Linked DNA regions of Mus musculus: region 1 is linked to region 2. The links are chromatin loops, found by intact Hi-C in ENCODE. Cell type or tissue: left cerebral cortex. All regions are shown on one strand.

The links. A loop is a pair of places that touch in the nucleus more often than their neighbours do. Peaks named below come from ENCODE experiments on the same cell type or tissue, not always from the same donor. Only the 100,000 strongest peaks of a DNase experiment are listed, where the experiment ranks them.
Region 1: a loop joins it to region 2, with 2.1 times the contacts of the local background. A loop is called at or near these places in 6 of 42 quality-filtered maps.

The regions. Positions count from the first base shown.
Region 1 is chr5:99,704,057-99,712,056 of GRCm38, reverse strand. The region is part of intron 1 of A930011G23Rik (RIKEN cDNA A930011G23 gene); the gene reads left to right. The region is part of intron 2 of Gm16226 (a long non-coding RNA gene); the gene reads right to left. Among named protein-coding and RNA genes, the nearest start is that of Gm16226, 7.7 kb to the right of the region's middle. In left cerebral cortex, a CTCF peak has its summit at 3,152; a DNase peak (open chromatin) is centred at 3,057; H3K27ac peaks cover 456 bases.
Region 2 is chr5:99,199,260-99,207,259 of GRCm38, reverse strand. No RefSeq gene overlaps it. Among named protein-coding and RNA genes, the nearest start is that of Rasgef1b, 50 kb to the left of the region's middle. In left cerebral cortex, CTCF peaks have their summits at 4,503 (motif pointing left), 4,708 (motif pointing left) and 7,175; DNase peaks (open chromatin) are centred at 4,557, 4,706 and 5,196; H3K4me3 peaks cover 267 bases.

The DNA of each region.
Region 1 (8,000 bases), 500 kb before region 2:
GAGCACTGTCTGCAGTGTGGTGGGATTCCACATGGATAGTCAGTCCATCAAAGGGTGAATAAGATTGTGCTTCAATCTTTCTGGTTGGCTGGTGCTCTAAAAAAGAATCATTATAGCTTTGTGTGTATGTGTGTGTGCGTGCGCACGCACGTGCACACAAACCATTGATGTTCAAAGCAACTAATTAGAGAGAGGGAATATAGAAAATCAATGTTTACTAACACTGACATTTCATCTAACTGAAGCAATTGATTCGCTTACATTCTTTGTGGATTCCTGGGGAGGTCTAGGGTTATTTCAGATGAGTGCCTCACAAGGTTCTAATGGGCTCCTGGTGACAGCTGGGGGGTATGTTATTTGAACACCCGATCTGTAGACAGAATTCGGAAGGGATTCACCACAGTACACGGGCTCAAGGGACGAGCAGCGTACACTGGTGACGTCACTAAGAAGCTTCAGGGGACGGGCACCATGGAGAAGCTATTGTGCTTCACAAGTGAGCAAGAGATGGATAATTCCTCTTCCCAGATCTTGGCCCATATCTGTCCTGAGCTTCAGGAAGTGAGAGTCCATACTGGGCATCACCAGGGCTCGTTTGCTTCAGTCAGTCTGTCTGTCTGTCTACCTCCATACTGCCACTGGCTTTTTATCTTTGCATTATGTATATGTATATGCATATGTATATGTGTGAATGTGTATACATATATGTGTGTATGTGTATATATACACACATATATCTATACACATATACACACATATATGTATACACACACATACATACACATATATACAGTGCAAAGATCAGAAACTAGTGGGAGTGGAAACTGTGAGAAAAAGACATTTGCTACCTCCCATTGCTTGGTGGAGTCTCTTTCCCCTGTGCTTGTCCCTCCAGCTAAGATCACAGCTCCTGTGACATTGGTCTCTCCACTTAGCTCCTCTGTCTCCAGCTGCCTGTGATTTTCTTTTCTTTGATACTTTAAGGCTGGCAATCTGGTGTGTTCTCTGAGATGGTACACTGGGTCTGGTGCCTTTCCTGTACCCTTCCTACACCTCTGTAAATCGTCAAGGTTTTGTTAAACTTTCATTAAAGCGTATCACCCGAGTATGCCAAATACTTTGATCAACAATTTAAATGATAGAGGAGCAAAAGCGACCTTTTGTTTTCCTTTTCTTTCTATTGGAGTTGAGGCTGGCCTTGAACTCACTCTATTGCCTAAGCTGGCCCCAGGCTTGTGGCTATCCTCGTGCCTTGGCATCCGAGTGCTCGTGAGCTAGCCACTGAGTGAAAGATCAAAATGATCTCTTGAATTACTGGCTCATGGTAACTTCTTTCAAATCATGCACAGCTTTCTTCACATCAACCTTGCCTGATGCAAAGGCGAAGGGAGGGTTTTTCTTCCTCCACCCTTGTAAGAGCACTAACCCCACGCAGGACTCCACTCCCACGAGCAAACCATCCCCTCAAATTCCACTCCCTAAAATTGCCTTATTAAGGGTTAGAAAGTAGGGTTAGTGGTTTGGGGCTGCTTCAAACACTCAGACCTTCAAACACTCAGCACCTAGTCTAGAGCAAGCCTGGGTCTTAACTACCTTTTGTGACTCAAAGACTAGTGGTTTGCTTTGGTTTGCTTGTTTGTTTTAATGCTCCAAACCATGAGAGATGATTAAATTTAGTTTTCATTAGAAAACTATGTCATTTTGGGCTTTCACTAAAGATAGGTGCTTGAGGGTGGTAGGTGAGTTTTGATTTGTTTTTAAAAGAAATTAACTGGAAGTGATAAATTTCGCTTCAGGGTAAATCATCTATCCCACTCACAAAACAGAACAGTGTCTAATGATACCATGACTGTCCAATCTTGAATGTGTGCCACTATTCAGAAAACCAGTCTCTCTTCTGTGTCACATCAGGAAGGGTCATTTGAGCATTAGGATAACCCCCCTGAGGACTGGAGTATCTGTTACAGTGAGACTGCCAGTCTTCCCTTATGATAACAACCACCTACTGCAGAGGATATTGGATGGAGATTATATCCAGCCTGAAAATAACATTTTCTGCATGTGTCAGTGGCTAGGAAGCCCTATCTGGTACCGCTATCAATTACAGTGCTAGCCTTGGTGTCAAGGACAAAAACTTGCATCCTGTCATAGTTTCTTTTATCCCCGTGCATGCAGGACAGGGAAAAATGATAATTATTGGGAAAATGGCTGACAAGGAAATGAAGTCCCAATAGGTGTTGGTGTTATATATCAAGGATAGGCCTTGCTGTGGTAAATCAAAGGGTAATAGTTGCTAAGCTAGACAGCTCATGTCCTCGGAATTACCTTCTATGTGGGGAGAAAGAGAATTCTTTTTTTAAAGGCACATTTTATGTGCATGCACATAAAAGTTAAGATTATCAATTCAAAGGTATCTTGTTTTTATCTGAAAGAATTTGTTATTTATTATTATGTGTACATGTGTGTGTTGTATGTGTGGGGACATACGTGTGCCACAGCTCATGTGTAAAGGTCAGAGAACAACTTTCTAGATTTAGTTTTCTTCTTCTACCCCTTGGGTCCTGGGAATTGAACTCAGGCAGTCCCTAGGGACTGGCAGCAAGTGCCTTTACCTTCTGAATCATCTTGCTGGCCCCAATATTATGTTTTAAGTAAACAAAAAGGTAAAACCACTAGATAAAGCAATGTCACATGGTAGCTTAAATCCATTTGCTATGAAACAGCACTTTTCTCATGCATAAAACCTTAAAAGGTAACACACATGAGCTGTTCACTGGCTGTGGAGTTTGCATTGCGATATTGTTCCTATCAGCCAGCCATGCCGACTGTCTTCATATAGTTTTAATGTACGGACAATTTCTACTCTATATTTGCCTTTCTGGGTAATGCAGACCATTACTGCACCATGAATATATGTCAGAATTTGAAATTAACCGATTTGCCACCGTGTAATGTAAAAATAGTTCATTCTCTTCCGGGCAGCACAGATGGTTCCTTGTCTTTTTCTGAACTGAGTCTGGCTTGCTTATCTTTTGATTTGTAAAGCTTCCTGAGAACCGTGTATGCTGAAAGGACTGGAGAAGTTTACTCAGATGTAAAAGGCACCTTGTGATCTCTGACTAGAAAGTCCCATGACTGTCCTCTAGAGGGCGTGTCCAGTGCCTCTTTGTTACTCTCTAGGTGTACAAATCTGATCAGTGGTAGGAAGAGTCCAGACTGGGCCATATCAGTGAGCAATTAGTCACTGTGTACTTAGGTCTGACTCCTCCTCCTTGTCGTCCTCGTCCTCATCCTCGTCCTCATCCTCCTCCTCCTCTTCTTCTTCTTTTAAATTTGTAAGGATCAGCAAACTCTCACTTGCAAGATTACAGAGCACCCTGCCCTGGCTTTGTCTAGTATGAAGCTGCTCTTCTCAAGCCTCTGCATGCTTTGTTGTTTGTTTTTGAGATCATATTTTGATTACATTTCCCCCTTCCCTTTCTCCAAATCCTCCCACAGAGCCCTCACCACTCTCAAATTCACGCCCCTTCTTTTCCACTAATTGTTATCATATGCATATATATATATATATATATATATATATATATATATATATATATATATATATGTTCCTACATAAAACCTGTTGAGTCTGAACAACACTACTTGTATTGTGCTTTCAGGGCTGGCCATTTCAGCCAGCTTCTCGATAACTCTAGATCTACTGCTCTCCTTCCATGGCACAGGAGATGGGGAGTCTAACAACACAGCAAGAAGTTCAGAGCTAGATAGTTAGAACTGTGTCCATTGGTCATCGCTGTTGTAGCCCCACCCCTAGAGATGTTCCCACATAATACAGGTTTTAATATATGGATGAATAAATGTACAGAGGCATACCTTCCCCTCACCAGCAGGCTTCCTTCTTCTATCTTTCACATCAAGACAGAATTCAGTTGTTCTACCGTATGCATATATTTAAAGACAAAAGATGATCTCTCAATGGAATCTTTTATCCTCTCTCCCTTTGAAGATTTTAATATAATTTGACTCCACTTGTTTTCAAATATTAATGACGGATAGAAAGGGATGTTAGCATTACTAATATGATTTGTCCTTCTTTGGGAGAAAATGACCATGATACAAACGTAAATACACACCATTATAGAGTACTTAGCACTGTTTGAAGTGATACAAATGTTTCTGGCTGACTTTTTAAGTTGGGGGAGTAAGAACCATACCTGTGTGACTTGCCAGTATCATCTGATTGAAAAGCGCAGAAATGTGACACTAAATTACTTTTGCTCCCCCTTTCTCTGTAACTTTTTTCTGTCGTTTGTATCTCTTGAGGCCTTTTCTGTAAAAATTTCAATCTATTAGTTCAACCATTTGGATAAAAAAAAAAAAATAAAGCAATTTCCTTCCAAACTGCTTTTGCTGTATTCCAAGATACTCATCATTTTGAAAAGCACTAAAGAAAATGAAAATGGAAAAGTTCCCTCATTATCATAAACACCAAATTAATCTGACATATTAAGGCAGTCTATAAAATTTTGCTACAGAAATCTTATGAGCTGCTCCATTGTCCCGGCTTCGGGGCCATTGGGTCTGTCCATGGTGCTGAACACAGACGTGGTCACAAAATAAAGGCAGTGTGAGGAAGTTTTTCAGCATGAGCCCCATTGCCACTGAAGGGTGATGGAGTGCTAAGTCTATCTGCTTTCTCTGGTGAAGCTTGTTGTGGCCAGCGCATGAGGCTTCTTTGCTTCATCGAGCCCGCCAACTTGCCTGCAAGCTTGGAGCAATTCTCAGAAGTTTAGACTTCAGAAAGAAGCCACTGTGCCGTAACTCTTTGAAAATCTGTTGGGCACAAAGAAATTTATTTATATTTCTCGCCTCATTGGGTACACTGATAAGATTCATCAACCTGTAACAACATTATTTGGGGAGATAGAACTTGTGTTTGAAACCAATTAGAATATCTTGAAGGGCATTTGCAAGTGCCAACTGACTCTTAGGGCCCGTCACAAATATGAACTACTACCACATTATCTTAGAGGCAGCTATTTAAATTCAGAATCTATTTGGGAATGGTACAGAATTCAGGCAAGTAATGAAATCACTAGGTAAGAAGTCTGAGAAAAAGACAAGCTACTCTCCCAACACCATGCTCAGCAGAATTGTCTCTGGTGTGCTTTATTCCCATTCAAGATATTTTTCGATACCCCTCTAGCATGTTCTTGCAAACTGGTTGGTTTGCTAATTTTTATTTTTCTTACCAGGTTTTGTCCTGGTTTGATTGTCTTTTGGAAATACTGGAATGAATTTGGGTATTACACACACACACACACACACACACACACACACACACACAAATTACTTGAATTTCACTTATCACAGGAGGAAGACTTTGAAAGATGCAGACGTTGTGTCTTGCAAATGTGGTCTGCAGGAAAAATGCAGGGATTCTATTTAACTTAAAGCCATATATTTACTATATCATATAAGTGCTTAGTATCTTCTCAAAGCTCTGTCAGTAGAAAGTTAATTTGTTCATGACACTCCTGGATTGTCTTTTTAGAAATCTTATAAATTAGTTTACATAAAATAAAACTATTTAAGCAGTCTTTCTGGGGGCAGAATGGGCATATTATAATTTGCTATGAAGGTACAAAATCCCTTGACATATGTGACACTGGTGAACACGTGTGAAATTCTCACCGTAGTTGAGATATTGAGTGCAGGCAGTGCTCTTCAGTTCCCCTGACTTGTCTCATGATGTCATCCCCATCTCTCATCGGTTCCAAGGGACTCATGGATGTTTTTATCTGTTACTGGGGGTTATTTCCTATTTATTTATTTATTTATTTATTTATTTATTTATTTGGTATTCTATACCATTTTTTGATTCATTTTTTATCTAATCTACTGGTCTCCTTTATTTTATGGTCCACTCACGTTGAGGCACATACCAACATTCCAGTCTTTATTTTGCAGATAGCCTAGTATTGTGCAGTATGGCAAAATCAGTGTGTCCATTCATCTGTTGATTGGCATTTTCATTATGTACAGGTTTTAAGATTTATAAATACAGTTGTCATCAATATTCATGTGCAAATGCACATATATTTTCAGTTCTCTTCGCTTAATTCTGGGAATGGAATGGCTGGCCCGTGTGGTATATAGGCCCGTGTTTGAAGAAATTGGTGAATAGCTTTTCAGAGTGGCCGACCCATTTTACACTCTCCTTGCTAAGTTATGAGTGCCCTGGTTCCTTGATATCCATGTTATCAAGGTCATTCTTATTATTTTCTTCACCTGTGGAGATGAGGTCCCACCATGTTGCACAAGCTAGCCTCGTACTTCCTGACTTAGCTCTATCTCAGCTGTTGAGCAGCCTGTGGTAGATTGCTTTGCCATCCAAGAACCTCAGCAAAGTGCTGTCACTTCTTTGGCGAAGTCTTTGTTCAAACGATTTAGCAATTTTGTTCTCCCCTTTGCTCAGTTTTGAGAGATTGTATGTATTATAAAATTCAAGTATTTTCCTCAGATGAATGATTTGAAAGTCTTTGTTCCTGCCCTTGGTTTGTCTTTGCACCTTAGTAACAGACTTTGATAAGTAGACTTTAAATTTTGATGAAGCTTATTGTTTTTGCTCTTTTCCCTGGGCCATGGCACTTGGTGTTGAAGCTAATAGATTCTTACTTATTGTAGATATTCTCTAGCTTCACATTTGTCACTTAGGTCAGTGATCTACTTAGAGTTGTGTGTAAGTATGGGCCAATGACCCCTTTGCTGTTAATTAAATGCTAATATCCGAGGCGGTTTGTTTGAAAAGATGGCCCTTCTCTACCCAATCTCCACTCTCCGTTTCATCATTTTGTTGCCGATGAAGTCTCTGAGCTTAGTTAGACTTGCTCTCTGAATGCTCTACTGGAAACGTGAGGGTCAACCACATTCAGGACAAATCAGTACCATGCTCAAGGTTTTAGAGAGTTCTGCAGAGGTCTCACCCCTGACAGCTTCTCTTGGTTGGTGTTTGTTGGGTAGATTATAGCTTCTTTGGCCTTTCCAGGCTCTCAGGTTTGTTTTCTAGACTCAGAGAATGACCACAACTTCCCTCTTCCCATGTCACTGCCTGGAAGCTCTCTCAAGAGGGCAAACTGGTACCTTACTTGCCGCTCATCCTTCAGGGCTTCTGCCTGTAATCAGAAACCCTGCTATTGCCGGGCATGGTGGCACACACCTTTAATCCCAGCACTCAGGTGGCAGAGGCAGGCAGATTTCTGAGTTCGAGGCCAGCCTGGTCTACAGTGTGAGTTCCAGGACAGCCAGGGCTATACAGAGAAACCCTGTCTCGAAAAAACAAAAACAAACAAACAAAAAATCCAAAACCCTGCTATCCAGTTGTTGCAAAACAATTGCTTCATATATTTTGTGTGATTTTTTTTTTTATTGTAGTTTCAGCAAGTAGGCTAAATTGGGTTTCTGTTACGCAAACACTCTAATTATAATTGGGGAATAATTACATATTAAACCATGTGCTAAGTACAACAAGTGCAGCTGTATAAATTAAGAAGTCACTTCTTAAGTGACAGGAGAAAGATACATAGAAGATGGGAATTTCTGAGATTTGAATGTTAAATAAAATTGGGGTATACACAGGGTGATCTTATTTCTATAATAAGAGATCTCCTCCTGTCCACAGAAACATGAATGAAAGAGACCTTTGTTGCTATCTACATATTAACCTATGTTATAATTATAAATAAATACTCTACTTTTGCTTAATCACATCTATTATATTAAAACACTTAAAAGATAAAGTAAAATATAGAAATAAATGGAAATATATTTTTAATAATACCAGGTTTTAAATAAATTTTATCTCATGTGCATTGGTGTTCTGCCTGCATGTAAGTCTGTGTGAGGGGGTTAGGTTTCCTGGAACTGGAGCTACAGATGGTTGTGAGCTGTCATAGGTGCTGGAGATCGAACCCAGGTCCTCTGGAAGAGCAGCCAGA
Region 2 (8,000 bases):
AAGTCTTAAAGAGTAGGCCCAAGTTAAGCCTTCAGTTTAGCTTCAAACGCAATGAGTTCTGTTAATTCAGGAGGAGAAAAACCAGTCTCCAAAAGTCCACCTGAGGGAGCCTAGTGGTCTTAGCTGATTGCTGTCTTCATGTCGCGCCTTCAGTGTGACTCCACACTGGGGTTTTCCCTCAAGCATTTTAGTCTCAGTGAAGAAAACCAAACCAGATGTGCCTTGATGAAGTCAGTTGACTCTTAAACATATTTATTTTATGTCATCGAAATGTTTCTAGCTTTGGCTGCCAGGCTCTCAGAGGACACTGACAGATTTTGGAGCAGCAAGAAGATGGGGAAATCTTGTGAACCAAAAGCATCCAAGAGACTCTCTAGATGCAGAGGGGTCAAGACCTACAACTTGATGGGAAATTAACTCTGCTGTGTGAGAAGGCAGAAATTGCTACCGGCAAGAAAATTAGAAAGAGGCAGATTTCAAGCCAATGCCAAAAGTTTTCTAATCAATAAATATGGTCTTCATCCCTGGTAGTTGTGAGAGAAATACCAGTAGACAATGCAACCACACCCTTCACTGATCTATGAGGGGAAGTTTGTCAATTACAGAGGTTGATTTGCTTAGTTGGAATCATTGGCATTGCTATGAATGGCCATCAGAAGTGGCCAGAGGAAGGAGTGATTATATCTCTCTTTCAAGGTGGTCAGGGGCACTTTATAGAAAGGGTAATTAAATATAATTTACAAATATAGTAAGAGTTTCTCTAGAGGATACATGCTACACAGTCATTGCTTACAAAAACCGGAAGGAAGCTGAGCACATCGTGTGAGAATGGAGAGAAGCTGAGCAAGTGGGGATTTTAAGTTCCAGATGCAGCTTGATTCCCAAGGGAACTCTGGAGCATACGGTGCACCCTAGAATTTGCTTAGCTTTTGTACCTGCAACCCTACTGGTTGGTACGAGCTACCTTGATGGAGGGAGGCTGAAGACGGAAAACCTCTAGTGTGGAAGTTGCTGAAAATCTCTGGAAACTGTATATGTAGGGCATGAACCCTTGGCATCAGGGCATGGGGATGGAGCTTAGAAGATTGGTGCAGGACACAGAGGGCCATACATGATGTCATCTGGGAGGAACATTAAAGCACCATTCATGGGGACACCAGAGAGACTCTTTCTTCAAAACAACTAATCAAGCCTCTGTATGGCTAGAGCATATACTTAGAGGGATAGATGCCACTTCCTAAGAACTCAAAGGACAGAGAAAACAAAAGCAGGAAAGAGACCAAGAGGTAAGATCCCCTAGCAAGCTAGCTCAAGGGAGGCAGCAATCTCATGAAAATCCCAGAGTGGAGAAGACATACGCTGATGCTCCAGGAGGCAGCTTCTGGAGTGAGATCCAGAGTCCTCCTGACCTGAGTGGATTGTAGGTGAAATGTTATGGACTGGTACTGGTAGATCTTTGCTAGATCTTTACCTTTCCTTGTTTAAATATTAAGGTCAGGAATCTGGTTGAATTTTGCCTCTCTGTCTCTCTTTCGATCTGTCTCTGTTTCTTGGTCTCTCTCTTCTCTTCTCTTCTCTTCTCTTCTCTTCTCTTCTCTTCTCTTCTCTTCTCTTCTCTTCTCTTCTCTTCTCTTCTCTTCTCTTCTCTCCTCTCCTCTCCTCTCCTCTCCTCTCCTCTCCTCTCCTCTCCTCTCCTCTCCTCTCCTCTCCTCTCCTCTTCTCTTCTCTTCTCTTCTCTTCTCTTCTTCTCCTCTCTCTCATCTCACAATGTAGCCCTGGCTGACCTGGAACTCACTATTTAGACAAAGCTGGCCTTGAGCTCACAGGGGTTCTGCATCCCAAATGCATTTCTTAACTTGCTAGAAAGTCTGATGGCTTGACCACTTGAAGCCCCAAAGGTCTCACTCAGTGAGACATTTCCTTCAACAAGGCAAACCTCCTAATCCTTAAGTAGTGCCACGACCTAATGACTAAACATTAAAATATATGAACCTATTGGGGCCATTCACCAGCACTGTATAAAAAGTATGTTTATATAATGGAGGAATTCGGTTGTTATTTTTCAATTTATCAAAAGTCTTGAGTATCAAAAAAAAAAAAAAAAAAAAGGAGTGTGTCTTAGTTAGGGTTTCTATTCCTGAACAAACATCATGACCAAGAAGCAAGTTGGGGAGGAAAGGATTTATTCAGCTTACACTTTCCACATTGCTGTTCATCACCAAAGGAAGTCAGGACTGGAATTCAAGCAGGTCAGGAAGCAGGAGCTGATGCAGAGGCCATGGAGGGATGTTCTTTACTGGCTTTCTTCCCCTGGCTTGCTCAGCTTGCTTTCTTATACAACCCAGGACTACCAGCCCAGGGATGGCACCACTCACAGTGGGCCCTCTCCCTTGATCACTTATTGATCCTTACAGCTGGATCTCATGGAGGCATTTCCTCAAGGGAGGCTCCTTTGTCTGTGATAACTCCAGCTTGGGTCAAGTGGACACACAAAACCAGTCAGTACCGAGAGTGATTTCTGCCTCACAGTCAAGGTCATCACTGAGTAGGTCTTAGCTATGGAGTTATAGAGGGAGGTTTGGTATAGAACTGTGACTGGGGTGGGGATGGTGTGCAGAGGGAGAAGAGCACCCGTGTGATATCGCAAATGATGACATAAGTAATGGACCTGTAGCAAGAGAATGGCTGTCGGGATGGGGGAAGAGGGGGAAGGACCAAGAACATGAATAGATAGAATGAACTCATATGGAAGATATCACTGCACGTTGGGTGGCAGGCACTGGACTTTCAGATTAAAACCGCAGAAGGTTGGAGATGTCCACTTTCTGCCGAGTCTTACCTGCTTCTCCTTTATGCTGTGCTGGCCTGATTTCCCTCGGAGCTGCTTCATTACCATTTACTCTCATCTCCTGATCTAGCCAGATAATCAAGCACAGAGATACAAATCAACTCAGTCCCCATCTTCCTGCACCCCCTCCCCATCTCTTCTCCAACTGATGCATAGCTGCACCTAGCACCACTGCTTGCCAAGGCCTTAGAGTGCAAAGTCTTCTGGCCCAAGGCTGAGGTCCCTTCCTGCGATTCTCTTCCTCTCTCTTTCGGTCTTGTTCCTCTTTGCTCTACAAAAGTTTATGGCTTCTGTAGTGGATTTTTCTGTAATGGAGAAAGAAAATCGCTAAATGTATTCAATCCATTTTAGAGGTATGCTTTCAAAATGCCATGGGTCTGAATTGCAGTACTCATGTACTTTAAAAAAGAGTTTAGACATTGTGTGCAAATGGGGTGTGCAGTAATGGAGTTTCTTTGGTTCTGGTTCTGGCTTTAGAACTGTTGTGAAAAGTATTAGCTCTCCCCTGAGTCCACACAACATGCCCCCATCATTCCTTGATAACTTTGATCTTTTACCTGAGACAACAAGTTGTCTGTGAAGATCTCTGGGGTCTGAAGAAGAAGGAAGTGTTGGAAGGAGATCAGAGAGTGGGGCACACACAGCTGAGGGGGTGGGAGGGACCCAGATGTGGAAACATGAAAGCGGTACTTGCTAGGCAATGACTAATGATATGATAACTGTCTGTAAACACAGAGTGTGTAGGTTGGGAGTGCCAACAAGTATTGCCTCACTCAGCACCAGATACAATCTGAGAAGTAGCAAGGCAGACAGAGACACAGACAGCATCCTGAAATACAGGGGTGGCAGGGATGGGGTGGGGCAGACACTGAAGAGATTTTACAAAGCCTACTTCCTCTCTACGAACAACATCCACCAATCTGTCCACCCACTCACTTATTCCCCACCCCCTTTTATCCCCAATAAACCTCAAGCTACTTACACCCCAGAAAGCCTCTTTTTCTTGCTTTTCTTCATCTAAATGCTTTTCCTGAATCCTCTCCATTGTTTCTCTCCAGCAATGCTGACCTAAGAACTGGTTGCCAAAGCAATAGCATGCTATGGTGTAAGAGCGGACGCTGACTCGAGTCTGGTGCGGGAGGGTGGAGTGAAGGATCCACAACAGCCTTGATGTTGTTCTCAAAGCTACCGTTGATCCTGGAGGCATACCTAATTCAAGAGAGTGGAGACGGTTCTGTACCACTACTGTAAGCAACACCAAACTTGTGACTCTCCTCGTGTCTTCTCTCTGTCTCCAGTGTGACAGAGTCACCCATCTTGTGATCGTCAGCATGTATCTCCAAGTACACTCACTACAGATACTGATAGCACTCCCTCTTCTCCGGAACCCAAAAAGGATCAGATAGGGCTGAGCTGGGAGCTCAGAAGAAGCCTGAAGTAGAGTTCAAGAAGGCTCGGTCAACTGTAGAGCCATGGGGGCTGAAGGCAGGAAAATCACCATATTGATTAGACTGATAATGGAGAAAGAGTGAGTGGCTTCCATGGTGCCAAGAGGTGACTGGACACCCTTCATCCAGTCCCAGAACCCAAAGCATCTTCAAAAAAATAGATTCAGAACTATCGATCCTCTGCCGTCAAAGGGACTTCACCGCCCTCATGTGGTGAACACAGCACCGGCACTGGAGTATCAGATGGGCCTTGTTTTAAGAAGTAGGAAGCGGGAAGCCATTGTATTAGAAGGCAACTGCTCAAGCTAAAGAGCTTCATTTAATTGGAGGGCCACCAGGGTTTGGAACTATTTGGGGCTCTTTCTGCTTTTATGAATTCTCAACTAGTCCTCTACTGATTTCCACTTCTTTCTCTTATAGGCAACGAGAGGGACATCTTTGGTGAAATGCTGCCATCTTGTGGGAATTGTGAGAAGAACCATGGTTTTTACCTGGCAGGTATTGTCGGCTTTTTGAGAAGCCAGGACCTTTGAAGTCAGAATTCATCCTTAGGAAAAACCATGACCGCAGTCCAATTTACCTTTGACATTAATATCTTCCTTTTGTAGAGGAAAGGAATTTGCTCCTTTAGAGTTGTAGCCTGGCCATTTCTGTGTGAATGTATACATTCCTCAGACCAGCAACACATAGGCACACACATGCACACGCGGGCGCGCGCACACACACACACACACACACACACTTCTTGCCAAAGCTTCTTGTACTTCCCCATCCCTTCAAGACGGAAAGGGGTGTCCAGCACACTTGAATTCACACCAAGTGTCTATAAGTGCTGGTCACTTCAACAATGGCGACTCACAGTCTTCCTCTGCTCTCTAGCAGACTACTCAGGTTTTCTCCAGCTTTTCCCATCATTCCATCCTGTTATCCCAACCCACGACTCCAGTAGGCATCCCTAGCAACTCGCCAGTCAAGCCTACAGAGAAGCAAGCAGACCAGAGAAACAGGTGGGTGAGCTTCAGATCTTTTTCTCCTCTCCTCCACATCCATCCTCTAATCTCGTTCCAGGTCCATAAGAGACTAGCTGTTGTGGCCTCTCCTCACTCTCTGCCCCCATTCCCAGAGGAATAAACAGATCCTAGCAGACAACACTGCTTTTTTTCCCTACTGCGGACCATCTCATATCCTGCCTCCTAGTCCATCCGAATTCCTCAGCATCAGATCCCAATACGTAGAAACACATTTTACCCAGAAACCCTAGTGGTCACTCCTGGCAGCAACCCAGAAGAATTAACTACTAGATATTACACAACTAGTAGACCCTCCTAAAAACCAGAGAGGGCAACAGAAACCAATGAATGAAACACCTATCCAACAACATAAAAGCAGATTTAAACATCTAGAATTACAATCTTCCCAAACCCTAGGTGACAGCATAAAAAACACAGTAAATAACAACTGGGACAATATGACTCCAGTAGAGTCCAAAAACCTAGGCATCCTTCTTCCAGAAGAACCCAAAAAGCATCTTGAACCGAATGGATTCAGAGCCATCGGCTTTCTGGAAGAAGTATTCCAAGCAAACAGACTTAAGAAGCAAGCTTGTGTGGCCATTGTAGTATCTAACAAAATAGCCTTCAAACTAAAATAATCAGAAAGAGATAGGGAAGGACACGACATACTCACCAAAAGAAAAATCCATCAAGAGGACATTGCAATTTTTAACATCTATGAAGCAAACTCCAAGGCACCCAAGTTCATAATAGGATTAAATACAGATGAAATCATGCATTGATCCTCACACTGATAGTGGGATACTGCAATGCCCAACTCTTGCCAATAGACAGTGAAGGGCTAACAGGGCCAAACATGGCAAGCATGGCGTTGCGCTGGCAGGTTTTGCACTTTCTCCTCCCCTCTTCTTTGTTAAACCCTTAGATAACATTCCTGAAGCTAGCCTCCAAGGGCCATTCCCTTATTTAGGCATTGACTCATTCCTGAGACTGATCACCAAGATCCAACTATCAAATCGTCAAGGTCCAGAAGTCAAAATTCATTCTTTGGTTACACTGGCTAACCTGTCCAATCAGGTCTTACCACTAGCTAACCTGTCCAATCAGGTCTTACCACTGGCTACCCTGTCCAATCAGGTCTTACCACTAGCTAGCCTGTCCAATCAGGTCTTACCACTGGCTAACCTGTCCAATCAGGTCTTACCACTGGCTAACCTGTCCAGTCAGGTCTTACCAACTCATCATAGCACAGACTTCCTTCCATTTTCTCCTTAAACATCAACTCCTGAAAAAACACAGACTTCTATCTTTGTCTGATCCAGAGGCAGTATCTTCCCTGCTTGCCAAGTCCTGTCCCATTACCCAGCAGCTTGTCTCTCCAGGGTAATTGTCTTTGTGCTGAGAACTTGGTGTCTGGGTGTTTTTGTAGACTCTGAGGAGCGCCCTTACAGAGAGGTCGTCCAGACAAAAACTAAACAGAGAAATACTGGAGCTAACAGACATTATAAACTAAGTGGACCTAACAGTTACTTGCAGAACATTTTATCCAAACACAAAAGAATATACCTTCTTCTCTACAGATCATGGAACTTTCTCCAAAATTGACCGTATACTCAGACACAGAACAAGTCTCAACAGACAGGAGAAACTGAAAATAACACCACCAAGCTGGATTATCAGCAACAAAAAGTTTACGAACGCATGGAAATGGAGCAAGTCATGAGGAGCAAGCAAGTAAGCAGCACCCTTCCATAGCTTCTGCATCTTAGCACCTCGCTACTAAGGTTGTAGTCTACCACTTCCAGACATCTTTCAGGAGCTTGGCATTAAAGAGAGGACTCCCTGTTCTTATCAAGGATTCCTCTTCTCTGCCTGATGGGGGAGCCCAACCTCCACATTCTATCGACATGGGGGAAATTCCAGGTTCAAATTCCTGGAATATGCCTCTCCATGCAAATGAGACATCTCTAATACCTAAGCCTCAGCCAATGAAACGTCACTCTAAGAAGAAGCTCCTCCCACTCTCCAGGGTTATATATATATATATATATATATATATATATATATATATATATAAAACCCTGGTTCACCCCAATAAAGTGTATTCACATAAACCCAGGTATGTGTAAAGGTATGTGCTTATGCTAAGATTGTCTCAGCTATTTCACTGAAGACCCTTGGAGAAGACCTTCCCCTCCACTAACACATTCACTCCCAGCCAGACTGGAATCCTGCAGACCCCACCCATTCATTACTCCCCTTCATCCTTCCAGACCGGTGTGCAGCAGCATCTGGACATCCTGAGAAAATAGAGAACATGGAACCACAGCTGGACCCCAACATGAATACCGCACGAATACCACACTGCATCAGCTCCTGGCTCCAGGTTCTTGGAGTTTGATTTCCTGTCCTGGCTTCCTTCAGTGATGGATTGCAATGTGGAAGTGTGAGCCAATGAAACCCTGTCCTTCGAAACTTACCTTTTTGTTATTGAAGCAATAAAATCCCTAATAAGACAGCACTCTACCAAAGGGGAAAAACAAACACCAACTCAGCTATACTGCTTTGGACCTTCAGTGAAGTTCTGCCTGTAAGATATGCTGATACAATGATATCTCAAAGCTGGGTGACCAAGAAACTAGAACTAGAAAGCCAGAGGCGTATGGTAAAACCAAATACTACTACTTTACT